Linked DNA regions of Homo sapiens: region 2 is linked to region 1. Evidence: chromatin loops called from intact Hi-C (ENCODE). Cell type or tissue: B cell. All regions are shown on one strand.

Region 1 (2,500 bases):
AGATTATCATCCAGTTTCTTTTGGTCCTGCTGATGTGGTGAATTGATTTTCAAGTGTTGGGCCAAATTTGCATTCCTGGAGTAGGCCCCACTTGACTGTGAAGTGTTGTTCTTCTGGGAATAACTGAATTTGGCCTGTTAGTATTTTGTTTGGGATTCTTTTGCAGTAGACTGCCCATGGTTTTTGTCTTGTGGTATCTGAGCCAAGTTTTACTGTTGGGGTTGTGTTTCAAGGGATGAGTTGGATGATACTGTATTTTGCTTTTTTCTGCTCTCTGGAAGAATTTGTGTGGGACTGGTGCTGTTTCTTCCTTAGATGTTTTGACGTAAGTAGTGATTACCCTTTAGTTTAAATGCTTAATCTGTTATTATTTGTATACTTCTTGGTATATGTAGAAATAATTTTCAAAATGAACACTTTTGCCAGGCACAGTGGCTCACACCTGTAATCCCAGCACCGTGGAAGGTCGAAGCAGGAGTATTGCTTGAGCCCAGGAGTTCAAGACAGCCTGGATAACAGTAAGACCCTGTCTCTACAAAAATATAAACAAAATTAGTCAGGTGTGGTGGAGCACATCTGTGGTCACAGCTGCTCAGGAAGCTGAGGTGAGAGGACTGCTTGAGCCTGTGAGGTTGACGCTGCAGTCAGCTGAGATCACGCCACTGCTCTCCAGCCTGGGGCAACAGAGTGAGATCGTCTCAAAAGAAACAAACAAACAAAAAACACTTTTGAAGACATAAGGTAGGTTAAAAAAATCCTTTGTAATTAGAAAATGTGTCACTTTTTTAGCTAAGAGCAATATAATCATCTCACCCTAATGACTAGACTAGGAGCCTCACCTCTGGCCTGGACAACAGTCTTTAACACGAATTTTCATCATTACCATCATCACCACTGACATTTAGCAGGCAGGACTATTTGCCAGGCACTGGGCTGCGTGTGTTGCACATGTCATTTCCTCTAATTATCACCATAAGCCTCTGTGGTAGCTACCAGTATTGCCTCCCACATTTTGGCAGAGAAAGCTAAATCACGGCAAGCAGTGTCCAGGATCCAGGACTTGAACTCCCGTAGTCTGACTGCAGAGTGTGCTCTTCACCCACATGTGCCACAGTCCTGGGGAGGCAGCATGGGCTGGTGGGGACAGGAAAGAGGGACAACCCGGGTTCCCACCCTACCTCTTCCTCTAACTGGTTGTAAGACCTTGAGCAAGTCATGTCATCCCCGTGGCCTTGGTGTCCTTGCCGATAAAAAGCAAGGGTTCGTCCAGACAGTTGTTTTGAAACTCTGCCCGAAGGGCCTGGGAGCTGGAGGGAACACCTTGAGAATCAGGCAGGAGAAGCAGCCTTCCTTCTTTTGTATCACAGAATTTTTATCTGTCCAAAATTCATGTTGAAACTTAACTGGCAATTTAAAAGTATTATGAGGTGGGGCTTTCAGAGGGTGATAAGTCATGGGAACAGAGCCCTCATCAATTCAATTAGATGTCTTTATTAAAGGGCTTGACAGAGGCAGTTTGTGCCTTCTTGCCCTTCTGCTCTGTGAGGACACGGCATTCAAGAAGCCATCTTAAAAGCAGAAAGCAGCCCTCACCAGACAACTAAACCTGCTAGCCCCTTGATCTTGGACTCTCGGCCTCCAGAACTGTAAGAAAATGAATTTCTGTTCTTTGTAAATTACCCAGTCTGAGGTATTTTGTTACAGCAGCACAAAAAAACTAAAACACAGAGTGACCTTTTCTATAGGATTTGAACAAATGGTTCTGACCATCTGACTGCTCATCAACTTCTGAGGTTCCTCTGTTCTAATGATTCTACTGAATCACAGAATCATTAGAATGAGTCTATGAATAGCCTATGATTGTATTATCCATCCCATTATCAAGCTCCTAATTAGGTATGGACTATATTCATCTAACCACAGAAATCGTCATTACAGACAAATGTTCATTTCTCTAACTTTTCTAGAATAAATCTCAGCTTTTATAATGATACCCAGATATCCTAAATTTTACCATATGATAAATTCCATTTAGAAACTATTTTCCCCCCATAAAGCAACATTCTTCTGTATAATACTAATCTTTCCTTACTTTCCACTTAATTTTAGTAATGTTCAGCACAGAACCTGATACACAGTAAAGGCACTCAAGTGACTGCTGAATCTGAGTAACAGTAAACTCAATCCTCAAAGATTTAAAAATCAAAGTGTCAGACAAAAATTTAACTTTTTATGAGATTTCAGTTTTTGAAATACACAACTCTTACAGCACAAACACAGTATTTACATTTCAAGTTCTTTGTACAAAAGATGTATGCCATTTTGGAAGAATATTGTTGAGATCATGATCTAAAATACCTGTCAGAGTTACTCATGGAATCTGCTCTTCACAAATCCATTGTATTATGACATAAAATATGGCTAGACGCCAAGGTTTAACCATACATAAAAATACTAATTCTCGGCTGGGTGCACTGGCTTATGCCTGTAATCTCAGCAC
Region 2 (2,500 bases), 110 kb before region 1:
GATGGCCATGGGTCGGGTGCTGTCGATATTTCTGTATTAGGTGGGATCTGGGATCCTGGGCAGCACTGCTTCAACCTGGCTGGGCATCTCTGAGAAGATCACCTGGAGGGCTTTTTTTTTTTTTTTAGACGGAGTCTCGCTCCTCTCTGTCACCCAGGCTGGAGTGCAGTGGCGCGATCTCGGCTCACTGCGAGCTCCGCCTCCCGGGTTCACGCCATTCTCCTGCCTCAGCCTCCCGAGTAGCTGGGACTACAGGCGCCCGCCACCACGGCCGGCTAATTTTGTTCTTGTATTTTTAGTAGAGACGGGGTTTCACCGTGTTAGCCAGGCTGGTCGCGATCTCCTGATCTCGTGATCCGCCCGCCTCGGCCTCCCAAAGTGCTGGGATTACAGGCGTGAGCCACCGCGCCCGGCCCCTGGAGGGCTATTTAAGAATATTGATTTCTGGGTGCCCCTCCCTGATCTGGTGGATCAACATCTTTGGCAGAGAGGATCAAGAAACTGATATATTTCTAAGTCCCTCAGTGATTCTAGTGGGCAGACAAGTTGAATGACACCTGAACAAGGTGACCCCAAGGTCCCTTCATTGGTTCTTCATGAGGGAGGAGGAGGTATGATGAGGCCTTGGCAGCACAGCCATTCAGGAGAAAAGCCTCCCCCCTTCACCTGACATTCTTCCATCTAAAGAATCCCCACAGCCTATAAAGGAACTGAACACAAACTACCTCCTTAATGGGTATTTATGTTATTGTTTTCTTTCCTTTCAAAGAATCTACTGGGACTACTCCAAACATTGACATCAGATCTGCTTTCAAGAGAAGGTAACTCCAAAAGAAAAATCTAGATAGCTTTTGTATAACACAGAAGTGGAGGATTTTCAAACACATTTCCTTTCCCCTGTATTCCGTATTCCAAATACGAACAACACTTTTCACCGCAAAAACACCATATATTTAAACATTGGTGTTCTAGAAAAACCATGGGTTTAAGGCCCAGTCAAGCATATACTGACCATTTTTTAGAATGTTCTTGTTATAAAGAAGTTCCTGTTTTGGAGGTTTCACAGTTGCCTTAGAAAGACACTTTCAATTTATTCATATGTAGCTTCCTCCTTAAAGCATTACTTTCCACCAAATGGCCAAAAGAAATACGCAAAGAGACTCATTTCATTGGTTAAGTCACGGCAGAAAACTTTTATTTATATTGCCTTTCATCTAGAAATCACTCAGGGAGCTACTGAACCATGTGCCCAAGAAAACCACAACCAAGTAGCTACTTACTGAAGTTAGTGCCATATAATATTGGATTATCCTAAATGAAACTGGCATTAAGAATACTACAGAAAGGCAAAATTTAGATACCTATTTCATATATTTTTGCAATTACCAAGGCTGAAAAATGGAGGGGGGGCGGTCAAGGAAGAAATGTAAAAGATTTTTGGTCTCTGAGAAATATAACCAGCCCCTTCCTGTCATTATGTTATTCTCTGTACTTAATTATTCCATAATATAAATTCTTTAATGAGACCAAATGTTTTGTTCTTCCGAAGACTGAATCCACATACAGAATCCACATACAGTTTTGCTGAATAAGGAAAGTCACTCCAAACTATTATAAAACAATAATTTAGCCTGTTAATGAGGCATATTTTCCTCTGATATTATAAATAAATCAAAACTTTAATTACTTTGAAAAGTTATTTAATATTACTGGTATTAGGTATTTTTTAATTTTAAAAAATGTCATAACTTTCAAATTTTATTACTTTCCTTCCACTTTCCCTTCATCCCATGCTCAGCAAATGCACAGGTCTAAAACTATGCTCATACTGTATACAAGTATATCTTAGGAGAGGGAAACATGATCTACTAAGTTTTGAGCTTTAAAAGAACAGAAATGTATTTACTTCAAAAGGCCTGCAAACACCTGAAGAAATTTTGAAAACACATTACTGAGTTTAATTCTTATGACTTACATGTTATACACACTGTTTTTAAACCCACAGACTCTTTTCTTAGAAACCATAACTAACATTTGTAAAGAGCAGGAAACAAAACTTCCTTAAAAAATTAAACATGTAAGTAACTATGTAGTGCCATTTAAATGTTAGCTCTGTAGCTTCTGGTTAGAGTTTATATGAAATCACAGTGGTGGCTGCATGCCTAATTTAAGATGCATTTCTCTACAAGAAAGCACTTTTTTAAACTGCTAGTAAAAGTTTCATTAACAATTCAAGACAAATTTTTTTAAAACATATTTAAGAAGGTATAAATATTAATAAGAAAATTAGAATAATTATCACCCTTTAAGACAGAAAGGAATGCATCTTTTAAAAATTTCTGTGTTAGCTCCTTTTTTATTTTTGCCATGTTAGTATCACATTATCTGATTCATCTGTTCATGGACACAAAGAGGTTACCATTGAATATAAGGCTTTGTACTTATATATCTGACATTGGTACACTTCGTCCTCCAAGCCAATCTCTGTCTTACATGAATA

Evidence for each region. Hi-C counts contacts between places; a loop is a spot of excess contacts. Peaks named below come from ENCODE experiments on the same cell type or tissue, not always from the same donor. Only the 100,000 strongest peaks of a DNase experiment are listed, where the experiment ranks them.
Region 2: a loop joins it to region 1, with 11 times the contacts of the local background. A loop is called at or near these places in 3 of 110 quality-filtered maps.

What each region holds. Positions count from the first base shown.
Region 1 is chr12:101,743,289-101,745,788 of GRCh38, forward strand. It overlaps GNPTAB (N-acetylglucosamine-1-phosphate transferase subunits alpha and beta), which reads right to left. Exons shown (of 21, transcript NM_024312.5): 21 at 2,211-2,500. It overlaps LOC124902997 (a long non-coding RNA gene), which reads left to right and starts at 702. Exons shown (of 2, transcript XR_007063424.1): 1 at 702-741; 2 at 1,500-1,679. RefSeq lists enhancers at 470-559, 680-789. In B cell, a CTCF peak has its summit at 1,069; DNase peaks (open chromatin) are centred at 643 and 923; H3K4me3 peaks cover 950 bases; H3K27ac peaks cover 2,500 bases.
Region 2 is chr12:101,633,785-101,636,284 of GRCh38, forward strand. MYBPC1 (myosin binding protein C1) reads left to right here. Exons shown (of 32, transcript NM_002465.4): 9 at 770-821. Among named protein-coding and RNA genes, the nearest start is that of MYBPC1, 40 kb to the left of the region's middle. RefSeq lists a silencer at 1,188-1,277. In B cell, no CTCF peak of the experiment used is centred here; a DNase peak (open chromatin) is centred at 1,027; H3K4me3 peaks cover 1,041 bases; H3K27ac peaks cover 1,650 bases.